2 separate regions of the Homo sapiens genome follow, and region 1 is linked to region 2. A link is an interaction called in ENCODE POLR2A ChIA-PET data of the cell type or tissue named here. Cell type or tissue: MCF 10A. All regions are shown on one strand. Each heading gives the region's core, and the rest is flanking DNA. Links, peaks and the distances in the headings are about the cores only.

What was found. Peaks named below come from ENCODE experiments on the same cell type or tissue, not always from the same donor. Only the 100,000 strongest peaks of a DNase experiment are listed, where the experiment ranks them.
Region 1: POLR2A ChIA-PET joins it to region 2 with 10 read pairs; 3 of 35 experiments call an interaction of 5 or more read pairs at or near these places.

The regions. Positions count from the first base shown.
Region 1 is chr17:36,969,869-36,980,474 of GRCh38, reverse strand. The region is part of intron 4 of AATF (apoptosis antagonizing transcription factor); the gene reads right to left. Among named protein-coding and RNA genes, the nearest start is that of AATF, 26 kb to the right of the region's middle. RefSeq lists an enhancer at 7,830-8,425. In MCF 10A, for the core only: no CTCF peak of the experiment used is centred there; no DNase peak of the experiment used is centred there.
Region 2 is chr17:37,063,105-37,073,710 of GRCh38, reverse strand. No RefSeq gene overlaps it. Among named protein-coding and RNA genes, the nearest start is that of MIR2909, 35 kb to the right of the region's middle. RefSeq lists enhancers at 7,555-8,109, 8,665-9,220. In MCF 10A, for the core only: no CTCF peak of the experiment used is centred there; a DNase peak (open chromatin) is centred at 5,810.

The DNA of each region.
Region 1 (10,606 bases), core at 1,101-9,100, 93 kb after region 2:
TATACTTTCTTCCCTCTCCCTCTTGGCACATGGCCACAAAACAAACGGATACTGTCAAGAATATATATGTTTATTTTACCCTACATGGTCCATTTCCAAAGGTCTTTCCCTTAAGAGGAGATTAAGAAGGACATATGCCTCATCATATTACCAAGATTCAACCTTAGCATCTGGCCACCAGCTTTAGGAATAATTTTCAGTAGAGGATAAATGTAAACAGTACTTTACTGGGGGTTAGGGGCCCTGTATTTCAACTGACACTGTCACTAACTAGTCATGTTATGCTGAATGGACCAATTTAATCTCTTTGAGTCTCAATTTTCTCGTTTATAAAATGTGGACAAGCCTTTGCTTGTCCTTACAAAATAAGGTAAAAATAGTAACTGTGTTATTATATATTAAGGCATTTTAGAATTTTTTTAATGCTGTAAAAATAGAAGGCATATTACTATCAAAAATCATATTTCACATGGTAAAAATCTTAAGCTCTGCTTGTACTAGGATTGGACAGTATTCACAGACTCCTATATTAGGTATTCATTTATATGCTACCCATATGCAAGCATTCTATATATAAAATGTCACCAATCTAAAAACCATTTTCACCTAACAGCTTTATTTTTTTCCCTGATTCATCTAGGCTGTCCAACATAAACAAAACTGTAAGCGAGGAATAAGTTTGGGCATGGACACACAGTTCATTAATTAGATTATAAACCAGTAAGTACAATTTCTGGCAATGGCGTGAAGCGAGAACAGGAAGAGTGAGTGTATAAAGTAAATAAAGCTTATCAGTTTTTAAATATCTATACAGTTGTTTTTAAATAAATACGCAAACATTACAATTATTTATGTACAAGTACACATAAACTCCCCCATTCATATTACCCCAGATAAATACATTGAATTGGAATTTACAGATTACAAGAGCATTTTTTTCTCCTTCAAAAGTAACTCTAGAACTAGAGCTAAACTATAGGTCAAAATGACACACGATATATTGGCCTGAGAACAATACTTTTCATTCAAATCCACACAAGCCTGCCACTTGCACTAGTCATCCCCAGCAATTAATCCCCCAAGAAAGACGTTTGATTAAATCTTTTCAAGCAAATCCTTTGCTTTGCTTTTGTTAGTTCACTTCTTGTCAACATCTATTAAAATATGCCTTTAATTCTCCCACAATCTTAAAAAACACCGATTCCACTGTCTTCAACTTTAATCAACTGTATGGCCGGCATTTTTCATTTCATAATAATGTGCTGCTTGGAATTCAAGAGGCAGGCTCAGCATCAATCATCTGGTAAGAATTTTTCCACTGCAATAAATATGCAAATGAGGAGAGCCAGTCAGTCGTATTTCAGGCCCGACTTGCTAGTGTTTTAAAAAAGACACAAATTTATTAATTGCCGGTGGCCAGAGGAATCCTATTACTTTGGGCATTGATTACAAAGCTGTGTGAGTGATTATTGTGCAACTCGCGGGCTACCCAGGCATGAGGAAAAATTATTAAAGCAAGGCAGAGATTATCAACTCAGAATAACAATAAGCCTTAACATTTAGGCCCTAACTTCTTCAACAAAGAATTGCGTGAAGGCTCCACTGTATCATAATTCCGAATTCTGTCAGTATTACTGTTTGGGCTTGTTCTATATTCCCCAAGCAGAATGGCGTTACCAGTAAGACAGAGGACTGCAGGTTACAAATTCCTCAACATCAACCATTTGGATAAGTTGCTATCATTTCCAACATATGGCCAACTAGAATTTCTAGATATCCAAGTGTATATACACATATACAGGTATATGTGTATATATATTCAGATTTAGATAAATGTGTGTGCTATTATGAGGACCATGGTTTTAACTGGAATAGTGTGAGGACTTCTGTCCCAGTTTGTTGGTGAGCTCTGCGGACTAAAAGTAGAATTTTTTTTTTATGGTACAAAATAACCACAAGGAGAACTTTTCAAAGCAGAATGTAGAGACTTATATTCTAAAATCATGAAGGCTAAGCCAAAAGCAGACGTGGGTTTTCATATCTCAGAGGGCACCACAGTAGAAGGCGTGCGATCTATGCAGGAGTGTATGGAGGAAACAACTTGATAGGCTAATTCTGAATGCAAAGTGTTTTTGTGAGAAACGTTCAACTCAAGATATATTAAATCAAATAAGAAAGAGGATTCAGTGGACAAAACTTATTTTTTTCTTTTAAGAGAATGATGTGGGGAATTGGGGGAGTAAGTACAAGTTGAAATAAGGGAATGCTGAAGAGACATATGATAAAATATATGTTGGGTGAGTCTCCTCATAGAAAGAAACAAAAAGAAAAAAAAATTCTTACCATTTTACATTACTGCCACACTAAGTAACATGATAGATAGTGTGCATTTGAGTTCTGTGGAGGGACATCCCACTCAAGCTGTAATTTCTGACCAGGCATGAATTTATAAGGAAGGGAAAAGAACTGCAGAATTTCTTAGGTTTCCCTGAATACTCTCTCAAATACCTTGATGAAGTATGTCAATAAATCCTTAAAAAGCCCTATAGGACACAGCAATCTAGCTGATCAATGTACTTCCTGAAATCTACTACAGTTACCTTCCACTTCACAGTTCCTAGACAACCTGCATCGCTACTGAGCACTTTGCCAAAAAGGAAAATTTACTCTCCCCCTTTAAACAGAAAAGAGTAAATGTTCAGAATATGAGATACTTAAAAACCAAGTTTATTTACAAGTACTGTAATTGTTTAAACTGTCTTACAGTAGTTACTCAGGGAGAGTGCGGATACTTTCATTTTTATTTGATATACTTTTGAACTGTTTGAATATTTTATAAGCATATATTACTTTTACAATTTAAAATTTTATTAAAATTTAAAATAAACTGTGAAGAAAGGAAACTTATTAAAAATAAAATTAGAACCACAATCCAAGTAACCCCTCTGATTTTTAAGAAGTCTCACTCTTTCATATTATAACGTCTTTAAAAAAAAAAACAGCCTCTGCTGTGGTGAAACTGTCTCTAAGCAAATGCCCAAATTCTCTCTATAGTATGGGTCTGGAAAAAACTGATGAAAATGGAGATTCAGAAAATACCTTTCTAAAACAGGGATTCCATGCAGAATTAATCACTCCTCTCTCAGGATTCTTCATATCGTTACAACACTTAACCATTTTGTGCTGTGTCTGATTTCACCACCTTAAAGCTGCTTCAGGGCAGCTTCAGCCTGTCATCCAGCATCCAACACATCACCTGGGCCATAAAAGGTATGCTACAAATGTTTTCTTCATTTAGAGAGATGTTGCCTAAGTCGCATGGCAGAATATGATCACACTACCACTTCCAAATCTAAATGCTGACAAACAAAATGTAGACTACATACTTCCTAACTTTAATATCAACTATGTATCTTCAACAAACTGACCTTTTGTTAAGCAAGTAGTCAAACAACATTTTCTTTATTTTAATATACCAACTATAAGATAATCGGGCTACTCCCGATTATCTTAGAGTGTCTCAAAACCATTTTGCCAGACAGAAATTTAAAAACAAAAACAATTAACAACTTTTGCTAGGCACATTACAATGCATTCTCCTGAAAATTTAGTAATTACCATCGCTTAAATTGAAACACTGAGACTCAGAAAATAAAAGATTGTTTTAATTGTGTTTCTTTTAATACTAGTAAGACTAAGGTTTGTTTATTCTCCAACTCAAAATGAAACACTTTGAGAGGTTGTGTTTACGTAAAAACACTTAAATGATGCTTTAAAAGCAGCTTCACCTTACTATGAGCTCCTTGAGAGCAGAAACTGTAAACTACTCACTTGGGTATGTTTGGTGTTGGCAAATGGTATTGAATGAATAACTGAAAAAGAAATAATAACATCCTAATATCTTCCTTGGTATGTACTTTTTACATGTGCATTTCAAGTCTTCAAAGAACTAGCTGTATGTATAGTACTGTCTTTATTCACCTAATCCTTTCAAGAAGAGGAAAACAAATACTGTGGCCCAAGAGCTATATCCTTAAAAGATTGTACCATCACTATTCAGATTAATAGTTAATACTCAGTAAGGACCTGCTAAGTACCACACACTCGCCTAAGCACTTTATATGTACTAATTCATTTAAGTCCTCTAACAATCCTTTGAGGTAGATACTATTATTGCATCACCATTTTACAGATACAGAAATTGAAACACTACTATAAGCTTAAAAAACAATTGCACAGTTTTCATTTTCTAGATCAATGTACCCTTGAGGGTTATGTATCAAAACTATCTGGGAAACAGAGTGTAATGAAATTTTCAATTACTAAAAAAATGACAAAACTTCCCTCCCCAATACCATCACATGATAAAAAACACAAGTGAGATTCTGTTAAAATGTCATGTCCAAACTTGATTCCCACACTTGAAAAAACAGTGGAGACACTAAAGGAAGCCCACATCACATGGATGGAAAGCAGGTCCAGTAAGGCAAGATAAAGCAATACTTGCTGAATTTGAAAGAAGAATGTTAACAAATGGATTAATAGTCTCCAAAATTCAAAAGCCCATGTACATCAGAGAAGATGCTTAGCTTTACTAATAAAAATAATTTTTTAAAGAAAAACTTAAAACAGTGGGATATTTTTCTGATAATGCTTGATGCTGGCAAAAACGTGCCGAAAGGGGCACTCTGCGTACACAACTGATGAGTTTAGTTAGCATGACATAGCCAGAAAGCAATCTGGCAAAACGTATCAAAGTTTTATATATGCCTAGCTCCTGACCTACTGTTCTTCTAGAAACTAACCCTCAGGAAATACTTTTAAAGCAAAGAGGTAGGTACAAAAATGTTATTTGCAGCATTGTTTATAATAGGTAGAAACTGCAAACATCTTAAGTGTCCATTTATAGGGGACTACTTAATTTTAGTTTAGCCAGGTAACTTTTTGTGCAGCTGTTGAAAAGGATTAGTATAAAATGGAACTTGGCTTAAGTAAACCAAACTATAAAAAACTTTTTGGGATAAACGAAGTAAAGTGAATATGAAGTACGCATACAGTATTAGGAATATTAATTTAGTTAGGTGAGATGACAATGTTACTAAGAAACATCCTCATTTTTTAGAGCTATAAACAGAAATATTTAGAGGCAAATGGCATGATTGTAATTTACTTTAAAACGCTTCAAAAAGAAAAAAAAGCAAATATAACAAACATTAATTTTAACGAAAAAAAAGACCTGCAGGCATTGACATGGGAAGATGTAAAGCATAATTTCATTTATGTTTTGAAAAAAGTTTATATTGACACAAAGTATCTGGAAGTCAGATAAATTATTTAAAATGGTTATCTCTAGAGGACACTTTTACGAGTGGGAAAAATAATACTTTCACAATCTACGTTACATATTTCACTAAGTATTGTTGGGCAGGAAGAAACAGACTCAGTACTGTCTGAAAGAAAATAACATCTCACAACAAACAAGTTTTACTTTTATTATTTTTTAAGGCAATTAAGATTAAACTTCAACAATACAAAGAGGTCTTCTGAGGTAGATATAATTCCAGAAAACCAAACAAGAAGAAACAGATTAAAGCAAAAAAAAGGAGAATTAGAGTGGCATTAAGGTTGACTGACAAGAAGATCATCTATCCCTAGAACCAGTTCAAAATTTTCCCTGTTTGATTCACAAAAGAAATAGCAAGGACCAATAAATGTAAGGGAGCAAAAATGTTTATCTTCATTAAACATTGGGAAATGTAAATTAAAATAACAGATACCATTTCCCAGATACCACTTGTCAAAGTGACAAAGATGAAACAAAATTATTGTATCCGATGTTGACAAGGATAAGGAAAACTGACACTCATATAAAAAGGTGAGCATGTACAAATACAACTTTTCTGGAAGGCAACTTGGCCATATAGATAAAAAGCCTTAAAATTTTGCATATTCTTAGAAAATATACTAATTCCACATTTAGAGATTTATGCAACAAAGTAAGTATGCATATGAGTAAAGATTTACTAATAATGATGTTTACTACATCATTTATAAAAATGAAAACCTGGAAACAATCCAAATGTCCAACAATAAAGAACTGGTTAAACTATCCACACAATGGAAACTCTATGCTATCATTAAAAATAATGCTATAGAACAATATTTAATGACAAGGAAAAATATTCATAATTTCTGTTAAGTAGAAAGAAATGGACTGCAAAACAAATTACAGAATAGAGTCCCATTTTTGTTCTAAGTACATAGCCACTGAGAAGAAAAACCTAGAAAAGATATTTACCATGTACCAAAATATTAAAAATACTTAACTCTTAGCTGCTAGGATTAGGGAAGAAATATTTCCTTAATTTTGCTTGGCTATTTTCTGTCTTTTCCTTTTTTTTTTTTTGAGATGGACTCTCGCTCTGTCGCCCAGGCTGGAGTGCAGTGGCACGATTTTGGCTCACTGCAACCTCCACCTCCCAGGTTCAAGCGATTCTTCTGCCTCAGCCTCCCGAGGCAGGGATTACAGGCGTATGCCACCACGCCCAGCTAATTTCTGTATTTTTAGTAGAGACAGGGTTTCACCACGTTGGCCAGGCTGGTCTTGAACTCTTAACCTCTAGTGATCCACCTGCCTCGGCCTCCCAAAGGTCTGGGATTATAGGCGTAAGCCACCGTCCCCAGCCTGCTTGGCTATTTTCTAAATTTTATATAAGGAATACATATTGTATTTTTATAATTTATCATGAGAAAAAAACATTATTTATCACCTAAAAAATGGTCTTACCTGCCTAAAGGAGAAGGAACTAGATCAGCTGACCCCCTGAAAGTCTAACTCTTAGTGAATGAAACAGTATCCAGGAAATAGCATCTTTAGAAAAACTGAAGGACATGTCTACTTCTTGTGCTCTAAGCCTTCTGTTCTATAACAAATTCATCTCCATATTTCTCCTGCCTTCATTGCTTTAAGCTGTGACATTTATTCCATATCTATGTTTCTTCATACTCTCTTTGAAAAGGGGAGAAAACCCTCAGATGAAAAGAGTTAAGTTAAACCATATGCATAGTGAGTGGGCAGTGTGGCCAAGAGCAACGTTTGTGAGGCACAGCAGACCTCAGTTTCTACACTGGCTTTGCCTCTCACCAATTGTGTGACTGTGTTGTACACAGTCCTTTAAAAAAAGGATAAATCCTTTAAAATCCTTTAAAAAAAGGATTTACTTTCTACTTTTTCACCATAGCCCCCTCTTTTGAATAATTTGTTCCTATTTTGGTACAATGTATCCTTAAGGAGTTTCAATGAGTTGTGAAATAATTGTTACTCACAAGCAAAAAGAAAGGAAAAAAGAAAGAAAGAAGAAAAGAAAAAGCAGGATTAACTGCAATTGCCCTTACAACTGAGAAACTTGCATCTTGCACTTTCACCATGTAAATAATGCACAGATCCTGCGGGAACATGCCAAACACCAAGATTCTTAATTAATGGAGCTCTTTAATGTGCAAATCAGGAACAAATTGCAAGTTCTGACTTGCATTGATTATGAAAACATTAATTGAATGAGCAAGACCCTAAAAAAGACAGAATCCCGAGTCTTCCAAGAGACAGAAAGAATACAAAGCTCTGGAAACCAGACAAGTCTGACCAATGTCTAAAATGTAAACCTAAAACTGAGTGTTCTCACTAGTAAACAATGAATTAAAAAACAAGAAACAAACAAAAAACCCCAACAGTTTCATCAGACAGCAATCATGATAAATGCATCTATTACACTATCATCTTGCATTAGGAAAAAAAAAAAAAAATGTTTACTCCAGAAGCTTACAGACACTGCTTTAAGAGGGGGAAAAAAACACTTTCTATACACACACACTTACATGTATATAGGTGTAACAAAACAATGCTGTCTCTTTAAAAAAAAATTCATCCTATATAAATTATAGCCATAAACTTTTCCTGCAGTGCAGCCTAATTAATTCTTGTTCTATACACAAAGGGAAATGCTGGGTGACAAATGGGTGTGAAGCCAGAAAGCTGCCAGGTCTGCAAAACATTTTCTACTTCAATTTATAAGCAATTTTGCAGTAAATCATCAACCAGAACCTGGAATCTCAGGAATCTCTGAGTGTCCAAACCACATTATATCACTTATCAAAGAGAGAAGGAAAAAGAGTTTAAAGACATCTCATTTTTCAGTTCTAACCCACATCAAAATCTAGAAGCTCTGTGTAATCTATTATTCTCTTCTGGGTAAGGTTTCAGTACCAAGGATATATATTTCAAGCAAAAATGACACTATAGGTTGATGTGGCCCATTCCTCTATCCCTAGAAGTACTGTATCATGTATCCATTACCATAAGAAATATTCCCAGAGTTATCTGGGAATAAGCACACATATACCCCCTCCCTCAATCCAAGCAAAACGTACACAACAATCAAGCCAGGCTGAAGGGTTCAACAGAGAGCCACTGTGGAAAACAGGTGGAAAATACTCCAAGGAAACAAGATTAGTGGAGAGGAAAATAGAAACTCATAGAAAACAAAGAAGAAAGCTGGGCTGCCTCTTTGCACTCGGACCTTTCTCCCATTCCTAATCCATGGTAGCCACTGATCTGTCCCAATAATTTTACCTTTTCCAGAATGTCATATAAATGGAATTTCCAAGTATAAAATCTTTTGAGGCTGGCATATTTCACTTAGTATAATACCCTTGAGGTTCATCCACGTTTTTGCATGTATCAATAGTTTATTCCTTTTTATTGCTGACTAATGTACAATTTGTTGCACATTTGGACATTTGGGCTGTTTCCAGTTTTTGGTGATTATAAATAATGCTGCTATGAACGTGCATGTACAAGACTTTGTGTGAATGTATGTCTTCATTTTTCTAGGGCAGATATCTAAGACAGAGACTACTGGATCAGGCTCGTATGATGAATATATGTTTAGCTTTATTTAAAAACTGCCAGACTGTTTTTCCAAAGTGGCTGTACTATTTTGCATTCCCATCAGCAATGTATGAAAGCTCCAGTTGCTCTACATTCTTCCCAGCACTTGGTGTTGTCAGGTGTGTATTTGTGTTTGGCCTAATAGGTATGTAGAGGTATCTCCTTGTGGTTTTAATTTGCATCTTGCTAAACATTAATGATTAAGTTAAATCTCTTTTCATGTGCTTATTTGCTATCATATATTGTCTTTGGTAAAGTGTCCAATCTTTTGCCCATTTTTTTTTGAATGGGTATTTTTTATTGTTGAGTTTTGAGAGTTCTTTATACACTCTGGACACAAGCTGATTGTTAATTATGTGATCTGCAAACATTTCCTCTTGGTCTATAGCTTATCTTTTCATTATTTTAACATATCTTTCACAGAGCAAAAGATTTTAATTCTGATTTGGCCCAATTATCAATTTGTTCTTTTATGGATTCTGTTTTTGATATTGTATTTAAAAACTCTTTGCCTAACCCAATGACATAGAGTTTTCTCCCATATGTTTTTCAAAACACTTTATGATTTATATTTAAGTTAATATAAATTGACTGTCTTGTGTTAATTTTTATATCAAGTATGAGGTACAGGTTGAAGTTTTTTTTTTGCAAATGAGTGCACAATTGTCCCAGCACCATTTGTTGAAAAGACTATCCAGGCCGGGAATGGTGGCTCATGCCTGTAATCTCAGCACTTTGGGAGGCCGAGGCAGGAGGGCAGGAGTTCGAGACCAGCCTGGGAAACGTAACAAGACCTCATCTCTAAGAAAAATAAAGAAAATTTAGCAGGCCATGATGGCATACACCTGCAGTCCCAGCTACTCAGGAGGTTAGGGTGGGAAGACTGCATGAGCCAGGAGCTCAGTGCTGCAGTGAGCCATGATCGTCACTGCATTTCAGCCTCCACAAAAGAGGAAGACACTGTCTCTTAAAAAAAAAAAAAAAAAGAAAAAAGAAAGAAAGAAACTATCCATTCTCCACTGACTTGACTGACTTGACTTTGCACCTTTAAAAGTCAACTGCCCATTATTTGTATGAATTTGTTTCAGAACTCTCTATTCTATTCCACTGATTAAGGTAACTTTTTTAAAAAGTAACTTTTAAAAGGAGTAAACCCACAAAAGAAAGGCAAAGAATGAGAGACAGGATAGCAACTCAGTTCTGTAACCTACCTATACAATTATTAGAATGTTTAAAATTAAGAACATACCAAATGTTCTGAGGAAGTGGAGCAACTAGAAATCTCATACACTGCTGGTGGGACTGCAAAATGGTATAACCACTTTGGAAAATAGCTTGGCAGTTTCCGAAGTTAAACATGCATTTACCATGCGACTCAGCCATTCTATTCTTAGCTACCCAAGAGAAATGAAAGTCTATGTCCATATAAAAACATCTATACAAATGTTTGTAGCAGATTTATTTGTAATAGCCAAAAACTGGAAACAAAACAAATTGTGGTATATCCATACAATGGGATACTACTCAGCAACAAAAGGCAATGAACTACTGACACAAGAAAAAATATGGAGGATGCTCAAAATAATTATGCTGAGCAAAAGCCAGACTAAAAAGGATACAAACTGTATAATTCCACTTATATAGATTTCTAGAAAATGC
Region 2 (10,606 bases), core at 1,316-9,315:
TTTTTGAGATGAGGTTCTCACTCTGTCATCCAGGCTGGAGTGCAGTGGCATGATCACAGCTCACTGCAACCTCCACCCCCAGGTTCAAACAATCCTCCCACTTAAGCCTCCCACCATCTGGGTGCGCACCACCACACCCAGCTAATTTTTGTATTTTTCAGTAGATATGGGGTTTCACCATGTTGGTCAGGCTGGTCTCGAACTCCTGACCTCAAGTGATCCACCCATCTTGGCCTCTCAAAGTGCTGGGATTATAGGCGTGAGCCACTGTGCCTATCCTAGCAATATATAAGTATATAAGTATATATATATTTATATTATATATAAATTTTATTTCTTCTAAAAAAAAAAAACAGGATACGTGTGCAGAATGTGCAGGTTTGTTACATAGGTATACCTGTGCCATGGTGGTTTGCTGCACCTATTGACCTGCCCTCTAAATTCCCTCCTCTCGACCCCCTCCACCTCCCAGCAGGCCCTGGTGTGTGTCGTTCCCCTGGGTCCATGTGTTCTCATTGTTCAACTCCCACTTATGAGTGAGAACATGTGGTGTTTGATTTCCTGTTCCTGGGTTAGTTTGCTGAGGATGATGGTTTCCAGCTTCATCCACGTCCCTGCAAAGGACATAATCTCATTCCTTCTTATGGCTGCATAGTATTCCATGCAACATTTTTTGTTTTTTAGTTTCACAACTTTAATCCCAGCACTATGGGAGGCTGAGGAGGGAGGATTGCTCAAGCCCAGGACTTCGAGACCAGCCTGGGCAACATAGTGAGACCCTGTCTCTACAAAAAAAATTGTAAAAAGTAGCCAGGTGTGGGCCAGGCATGATGGCTCATGCCTGTAATTCCAGCATTTTGGGAGGCCCAGGCAGGCAGAACACATGAGGCTAGGAGTTTGAGACCAGAGGGGCCAATATGTTGAAACCCTGTCTCTACCAAAAAATACAAAAATTAGCTGGGCGTGGAGCCACATGCCCGTAGTCTCAGCTACTTGGGAGACTGAAGCAGGAGAATCACTTGAACCTGGGAGGCAGAGGTTGCAGTGAGCCAAGATCATGCCACCACACTCCAGCCTGGGCAACAGAGCAAGACTGTCTCAAAAAAAAAAAAAGAAAAGAAAATTAGCCAGGTGTGGTGGCACACACATGTGGTCCTAGCTACCCAAGAGGCTAAGGTGGGAGGATCGCTTGAGCTCGGGAAGTTGAGGCTGCAGTGAGCCATGATCGCACCACTGCATTCCACCCAAGAGACCCTGTCTCAAAAGAAAAAAAAGTATTCACCATAGCTAGGTGGGATTTGTCCCATGAGTACAAAGTTAGTTTAACACCCAGAAATCAATTAATGTAGCACACCATCTTAATAGAGTAAAAGACAAAAACCACATGACCCTCTCGGTAGACACATAAAAAGCATTTGGAAATACAATACCCATTCCAGATAAAAATTATCAACAAACTATCAATAGAAAGAAATCTCCGCCGGGCGCAGTGCTCATGCCTGTAATCCCAGCACTTTGAGAGGCCGAGGCGGGTGGATCAGTTGAGGTCAGGAGTTTGAAACCAGCCTGGCCAACATGGCAAAACCCCGTCTCTACTAAAAGTAAATACAAAAAAATTAGCCGGGTGTGGTGGCACGTGCCTGTAATGCCAGCTGCTTGAGAGGCAGAGGCAGGAGAATTGCTTGAACCTGGGAGGCAGAGGTTGCGGTGAGCGGAGATTGTGCCACCACACTCCAGCCTGGGCGACGTGAGACACTGTCTCAAAAAAAATAGAAATAAATTTCCAAAACCTGAGAAAGGGCGTCTGTGAAAAACCTCAAGTAACTTCATGTTTGATGGTGAAAGACTGAATGCTTTTCTCTCTAAGATGGAACAAGGCAAAAATATCTGCTCTTGCTACTTCTCAGCATTGCACTGGAGGTGCTGGCCAATGCAATAGGCTACACGAAAATTAAAGGTTTATAGATTGGAAAGAAGAGATTAAAACTCATTATTCACAAATGGCATGATCCTATATGAGGAATCCATTTTTAAAAACTAGAACTAATAAATGCATTCAGCAAAGTCACTGGCTACAATATTAATTTAAAAACTCAATAATAGTATTTTTGTACACTAGCAAGAAGAAATCTAAAAATGAAATTAAAATAATTTCATTGACAATAGCATCAAAACCAATAAAATACATAGGAATAATTTTGCAAAAGAAATAGACATGTACCCTGAAATTATAAAACACTGCTGAGAGAAATTAAATAAAAACAATTGAAGAGATATTCCATGTTCATGGATTAGAAGACTCAATGTTGTTGGGATGGTAGTTCTCCCCAAATTGATCTATAGAGTCAGTGTAATCCCATCAAAATTCCAGCAGACATTTTTCTAGAGATTAACAAATTTAGGCCGGGAACAGTGGCTCATGCGTGTAATCCCAGCACTTTGAGAGTCTGAGGCGGGAGTATCACTTGAGCCCAGAAGTTCAGCATCAGCCTGGCCAAAATAAGGAGATCCTGTCTCTACAAAAAATAAAAAAAATTAGCTGGGTGTGGTGGCATGTGCCTGCAGTCCCAGCTACTCAGGAGGCTGAGGTGGGAGGATGGCTTGAGCTCAGGAGGTTGAGGTTGCAGTGAGCTGTGATTACACCACTGCACTCCAGCCTGGGTGAAAGAGAAAGATCCTGTCTCAGGCAGAAAAAAAAAAAAAAGAAGAAGAAGAAGGAAAAGCTAAATAAATTAACAAACGTATCCTAATTTTTTTTTTTTTTTTTTGAGATGGAGACTCACTCTGTCGCCCAGGCTGGAGTGCAGTGGTGCGATCTTGGCTCACTGCAACCTCTGCCTCCTGGGTTCAAGCAATTCTCCTGCCTCAGCCTCCTGAGTAGCTGGGACTACAGGCGCCTGCCACCACGCCCGGCTAATTTTTGTATTTTTTTAGTAGAGACGGGGTTTCACCGTGTTCGCCAGGCTGGTCTCGATCTCCTGACCTTGTGATCCAACCACCTTGGCCTCCCAAAGTGCTGGGATTACAGGCGTGAGCCACTGCGCCCGGCCATGTATCCTAAAATTTATATGGAAATGCAAAGGACCCAGAATACTCTAAACAATTTTGATAAAAATTTGGAAGACTTAAACTACCTGATTTTAAAATGTTCACAGATATAAACACAAGCAAATAGAATGGAATATAATTGACAGTCTTGAAATAAATCCTAGCATTTAGGGTCAATTGATTTTCCACAAAGGAGTCAAGACAATTCAATGGCGGAAAGGCTAGCCTTTTCAACAAATGGTGCCAAGACGTTCGGATATCCATACACAAAGTTATATTTTTAGACTCTTACACCATGGACAAAAATTTACCCCAAATATATTACAGACTTAAATATATAAGCTACAACTATAAAACATCCACAAGAAGACATGTAGGAGAAAATTTTTGTGACCTTGGATTTGGAAAAGATTTCTTAGATATGACATAATCCATAAAAGAAAAAAAGAAATTGATAAATTAGGCTTCATCAAAATTAAAACCTTTTGTGCTCCAGAAGACACCATTAAGAAAATGAAGACGGCCGGGTGCGGTGGCTCACGCCTGTAATCCCAGCTCTTTGGGAGGTCAAGGCGGGTGGATCACGAGATCAAGAGATCAAGACCATCCTGGCCAACATGGTGAAACCCGGTCTCTACTAAAAATACAAAATTAGTTGGGTGTGGTGGCGGAGGCCTGTAGTCCCAGCTACTTGGGACACTGAGGCAGGAGAATAGCTTGAACCCGGGAGGTGGAGACTGCAGTGAGCTGAGATCGTGCCACTGCACTCCAGCCTGGCAACAGAGCGAGACTCCATCTCAAAAAAAAAAAAAAAAAAAAAAAAAAAGAAAGAAAGAAAAAAGAAAATGAAGACAAGCCAGAGACTGGGAAAAAATATTTGCAGACCATATATCTGATAAGGGACTTGAATCCAGGATATATAAAGAATCCTTACAAGGCAACAAGGCAATTCAATTTAAATTAGGCCAAAAGATGTGAATAGATGTCTCACCAAAGAAGATGATACATGAATAATGAACACACGAGAAGATGTTCAACATCATTCGTCACTAGGGAAACAAATTAAAGCCACAATGGGAGTCCACTATTTGCCAGAAAGGCTATAATTGGAAGACAGACAATTACAAGTGTTGGCACGGATGTGGAGAAACCGGAGCCCGCACACTTTGCTGGTGTAAATATAAAGTGATACAGGTACTTTGGAAAACAGTTTAACAACTTCTGAAAAAGCTAAACATAAGCTTTCATTCTCAGCAATTCCATGCCTAGGTATCTGCCCAAGGGAAATGAAAACATCTTTCACAAAGGCTTGTGATTGCTCCTATCAGCTTCATATATAATCGCCCAAATCTGGAAACAATCCAAATGTTCATGAATAGGCACGTGGATAAACAAAATGTGGTATATCTACACAATGGAAGACTAGTCAGCAATCAAAAGGAATGTACTGATATATGCTACAATAAAGATATAAACACCTCATGCCAAGCGAAAGAAGCCAGACACAAACACTCCAGATTGTATGATTCTTTTTAAATGAAATGTTCAGAAAAGAAGGCAAATTACCTGGGGCTGGGAGCAGGGAGTTCCGGCAAAGCTAGAGGAACTTGTGGGGTGATAAGAATGTCCTAAACATGGGCCGTGTTAGTGGCAGCACAACTCCACAGATGTAGCAAAAACCATGGAATTGTACATTTACAACAGGTGAGTTTTATGGTATGTAAATTCTACCTCAATAACAACACTGTAGAAAAAAAATGGAGACTGGGCATGGTGGCTCATGCCTATAATCTCAGCACTTTGGGAGGCCAAAGCGGGTGGATCACCTGAGGTCAGGAGTTGGAGACCAGCCTGGGCAACATGGCAAAACTCTGTCTCTACTAAAAATACAAAAATTAGCTGGGCGTGGTGGCGTACACCTGTAATCCTGGCTTCTCAGGAGGTTGAGGCAGGAGAATCGCTTGAACTAGGGAGGTGGAGGTTGCAGTGAGCAGAAATCATACCACTGCACTCCAGCCTGGGTGACGGAGCGAGACTGTCTCAAATAATAACAACCACCACCATCACGGGGTAGAGGCTACACAGACCTTACCCCGCAGCCTGCCCTCCTGCCCTGCAGCTGTTTCCACAAACGCCTCCTCCTCCTTCCATCCCCAGCTGCTCTAGCTGCTTGCCAGTTTCTTTTCAGCTCCAGCCTGGCTGGTTCAATGGTCACCCTCCTATCTGTCCTCACACGGGACCCAGCCCCTCCTCAGGATCAGCAGCTGCGGCCATCAGCTGTCCTCGCCCAGCTCCTCCAGAACAGCTTGTTAAAAGGGATCCACCTGGGGCTGAGTTCCTCCAGTTGGTCCCGGTGAGCTCTCACGTAAGAGTAATGAAGTTTAAACTTCTCTTTAGCAGCTAAGCACGGAAATTGACCCTGGCACCTTGCTAAGCTAATCGAGTTACAAAACGAATCCTTTAGGATCAAATTCATTACAACAGCCGCATCTATGACCCATTTTATTATAACCTTTTCTCAAAATCTGCTCTGGTCCGCCACCCTCTGATCTTGCCCAACCAAGCCCTAGTTAGCCTGTGTCTGAGGACGCCTGGCGGGCCCGGCGGGATGCTGTGGAAGGTGAGGGCTTCCAGTCACCTGTAAGCAACCTCGGTCGTACGTGCCCAAGGCTCAACTCCTGCAATCTATTTCTGTGACCTCAGGTCCCAGCAGAGCTCTGATTTCAAGCCACAGCCCTGGCCCAGGCCCAGACTGTGTTTATGACTCAGCATCCAATAGGCATGTAAACAAGATTACATCACAGATTTTCCCTGGCCCATACCTCCCGGTCCAGACTCTGGCTGAAGAGGGACATTGGAGCTTGGCCCTCAAGGAGCTAGCTCCACAGAGTCACCGCCAGCCATGAGGGAACTTGTCACCTAGCCCTCCTCTCACCTGCACAGGCTCAAATCAACCAGGAGCAGGGCTCCCAATGGGTGAGCTTTATGCAAACACCCGGGGTGGGGTTCCTGGCCACCAACCTCTGCACGTGGTGCTGCCTGGAGGGAAGGTTCCGGGACTCTGGAATGGACTTCTGCCCAGTAGGAGTGGCGAACTTGTGGCTCTCACGGCTTTGCGTTATTTGTTACAGATACACCTCCACTACTTTACACACTATTAGAAAGTTGAGTACCCCAAATCACTTTTAGGCACATGCAGAAATGCAATTTTAGGAGGCAGAAACTACTCAACTCCAGCAATGCATCTAGACTCTACCCTAAAATATCTGCATATTAAACTACCAAGGACAGTTAAGCTTTCAAAGGGAGAAGATCAAAGTGCTGTCATCTTTTAATTTAATCCTTTTGTTGCATCAATGATCTTAAGAGGGATGAGAGAGATCAAAATAAAAATGGAAACAAACTGTATCTTTGTGGCTGTTGTGTTTTAGTCTTTTTTTTTTTTCTCAATTTGGGCCACAAAATAGGTCAGCTCCATTACTGATCAGCCTTCCCACAAATATTTAAAACAAATTGAATTGCATACCCAATACCCATCACAATTACACCAGGCACAATAACTAAATTAGCAATTCAACAAAATAATTGGAAATGCGATTCTCTCTATTCCACCAGTCTCCCTCGAGGGTTGAGCGGATCTATGGGGGAAAGCTCAGCTTTCCTAATTCTGCAGCTAATTAGAGACACACTTGTAAATGAAGTTGTTTGTCTTAAAGTTGAAATTCTCTTCTGGGGGTGGGGGAGAGGCAAGGAGAGATGAGAAAGTCCTTCCGCTCCGGAGCAAGTGTATATAAACAGGTATAAAAACCCGTGCCATACCTGCAATTAATAAAGCATCACTATTTTACCTTCACTTATCTGGTAATGGACGACTTTGGAAGAACCAGCCTGGTTGACAGCCTCGTAAGCGGCGCACATTTCTGATGGCACTTGCGACCAGTCACTGTGGGCTGCCGTTTTGGGAGGGGGCGGAAGTGCCAGGACAGCAGGAGCGGTCAGTGGTGGCCAGTGTGTGCTGCCGGCTCCCACGTGGCCCCCCTCGGTTTGGGACAGGAGAACCAAAGGCTCACCCTAAAAGGAAGCAAGGCAGAGAGAGGCTCCCCCGCCCAACAGACCCTCCCCTCCTGTGGACCGCCGTCAGCAGCCGAACGTGGGCCCCCCTGGCTCGGGCCACCCCACCAGCCAGAGTTGCAAATCTACCTCGGCCCACTTGCTCAGGCCACTCTTGGAGAAGCAATCCTGAGGTTTCAATTAGGCTGTCCTTGGCCTCTTTTTGTTCCTTCAGGAAGGAAAATCTCTGTTTAATTATATACCCAAGAACTAGGACTTAAAGCCGGCCCCTCTCATCCTTCTCCTGGAGGATGGAGACGTGATCCGAAAATGCAAACTCTCCCCAGGGCTCCAGAGGCTTGAGGAGCCTGTCACGGGGGCTTACTTCCCAGGCCAGGCCCCTCTCCCTGCCCTGCCCGGCAGGAGCCTCCCGGACACACACACCTGCGGCCCGAGCACTCCCGGGAACAAAGCCCTGGCCTTACCAGCAAGGTGAGCAGATGAAACGGTGGCCCCACAGCCCGGGGAAGCCTCCAATTCCAAGATCCTCGTGGAACATCACGGCACCTCGGTGGGGGGTGCGGAGGGACAGGAGCCTGCGAAAACGCTGATAAGTGAATTCAAAGCACCTGCTCCTTTTTGCTTATCTCCTCAAACAATATGAACTCAGAGTTATCACATTTAAAGTGCTCTGTATTTGCCTTACATTTAGCTCTTAAAACCAAGTGTAGTGTGCTACAACTTTAAAGGACACAAGAGTCAAACTGGAAAATAATTTTATGGCATCAGGGATTCAGCTCCGAGCTCAGTCCCTCAGGAGGAGATGAGACTGAGTCAGCCTCCCGGGCTCCCCGGACCACCCTGGACACCAAGGCAGAAAACCGCCCACTTCCCCACGCCCTCCACCTACCCCAGGTCTCAGGGCCAAGAAATCAGTGGAGACAGGTCACACCACCAGCCCCAGCTCAGGTCTAGAACAGGGCCTTCCACCCAGCCTGCTGGGGTGGGCACAGGTGTGTGAAGACACTGAGACCCTCAGCCCGGGTACAGCTGGAGCTCCTGCCACCCCAGCTGCTGACCATTTGCCTCATCTTTAACTTTAGCACTCGCAGTGCCTTGCAAAATGTTGGAAAATAGTCATACAGATCTGAACTAATACATTAGCTGCTAGCCATCCTGCAAGTGCACACGTGGCTGGTGGCTACCATGCGGGATAGCACAGAACAGCCGGATTACATTCCCATCATCCTAGAAAGTTCTATCGGACAGCTCTGGTCTAGATGCTCCGGACCACTCCTAGAATTAGAACAGGCATCCCCTGAAGCCCCCAGGCCTCCCCACAGGAGAAAGGACGGTGCTGGCCATGCAGGCAAAGGAACCAAAACTTGAGTCACACTTGCTGGGGAAAGGCAGAAATTGCAGAGCAGCAGGCTAATTGCTTTGTGCTCTGTACCAGCACACCTGCATACTAATGCATCTGCGTTCCCGCAGGCGGTCTCTCAGAGCCAGACTTTGAAGGCCCAGGATGTAAGGGGCCTTGAGCACCCGGGCTATCACCCTCCCTTGAGGCTGCGCTTTCACCTTGGAGAGCCAGAACCTTGGGAAAGTAAGTGATGCTAAACCTGAAAATGCATCCAGAGCCTGAGCTTCCAGGAGTTCCAGCCAAGATTAAGAGCAACTGCAGCGGGGGCAGCAGTTTTTGATGAGACCCAAGTCTAGAGAACCCTATGGAAGAAAAGAGGAGGTCAACAGAAACCACCTAGAGACTGGGTCACCTGCCAAAAGAGCCCCTTGCTAAGCCTCCCCCAGTGCCTGTCACACAGTAGGAGGTCAAGAAATACCTGAAGGAATGGACTTGAACAGCATTCTCACACCGCACTAACCCCCGTCTGCGATGCTGCTTTTACTTAGAAACAGCGGCTTCAGAATGGGAAAGTCCTTAGCAGCCATGAACTGACCCTCAGATCACTAATAAGGACCCCGAGGGAAGTGACTTCCTCAAGGTCAGACCCCAGCAGACTTGATTTCTAGTCCACGATTCTCTCCATGACTCCAGCCTTCAATCACACGTGTCCTCTACTCAAACATCACACAAGCCAAAGCCAGCACTAGCAATGTGTTCTTAAGTCCCTCTTAGAACCTGGTAGCACGGGAGGGGCAGATCGCAGAAAAGAGAAGCGGCCAGCTGCCGGTGCCAGGAACCTGCCTGCCCAGCACACATGGAGCTCATTTCCAACCCAGTCGTAGAGAGGCAGATGTGGGGGAGGGGTGAGCAGGAGTCTTCATGTGTTACCGTCCGGATGCCTATTGAGATCCTTATATTCTTTTTCTACCCGATCAGTGATGTGCAGCTGTTGCTTTTTTTTTTTTCCACGTTCTTTAAAATTTTCTTTCCTGAGAACATGGTGTCCTTGACCTCAACAAATGAACTCCAAGAACCCGGAACCAGGGGAAATAAATGGAGTAAACTTCTCAGGAATATAAATGCAGTTGAGGCAACGATCCTATTGGCAGACCCCACATGATGGGCAAGAAAGGCACCGTAAAGGAAATCTATAGATCTACGAGAAAAACAAAAGTTAGATAAGGTGCACTCAGGCTGCATTTACAACCTTCCTCCCATCCACACACGAGGAGCGGATAATGAGGACTTCATCGATAGAACTGTTGGACAAATTGAATCCACACGAATCAGCAGGGTGATGTGCAGCCTGGACTTGAGAGAATTAGTTAATGAACTTACCAAATTTCTGGCAATTATTTTTTAAATGTTATGAAGAAAGAGAAAAGAAAGTAAAAGAAGTAAACTTAAAAGGAGAATGGTTCTCTTCATGAAGGCAAGCTTTATTTAATTTCTAGTACAATGCCCCGATACACATGCACATACATACATTTATTATTATTTTTTGAGATAGGGTCTCACTCTGTTGCCCAGGCTGGAGTGCAGTGGCACAATCATGCTCACTGTAGCCCTGACCTCCTGGGCTCAAGTGATCCTCCCACCTCAGCCTCCTGAGTAGCTGGGACTACAGGTGCACACCATCAATTAGCTCAAACCTGGCTAATTTTTTTCTATTTTTTGTAGAGAGGGGGGTCTCACTTTGTTGCCCAGGCTGATCTCGAGGTCGAACTCCTGGACTCAAGTGATCCTCCCACCTTAGCCTCCCAAAAGTGTTGAGATTACAGGCATGAGCTGCTGTGCCCAGCCACATACATAAAAATTAAAAACACAGGAGGCCGAGGCAGGCGGATCACCTGAGGTCAGGAGTTCAAGGACAGCCTGGCCAACGTGGTAAAACCCCATCTCTACTAAAAATACAAAATTAGTCAGGCGTGGTGGCGCATGCCTGTAATTCCATCTACTCGGGAGGCTGAGGCACGAGAATCACTTGAACCTGGGAAGTGGAGGTTGCAGTGAGCCAAGATCACGCCACTGCAGCCTGGGCAACAGAGTGAGACTCTGACTCAAAACAATAACAACAACAAAAAAGTAAAAACACAAACTGAG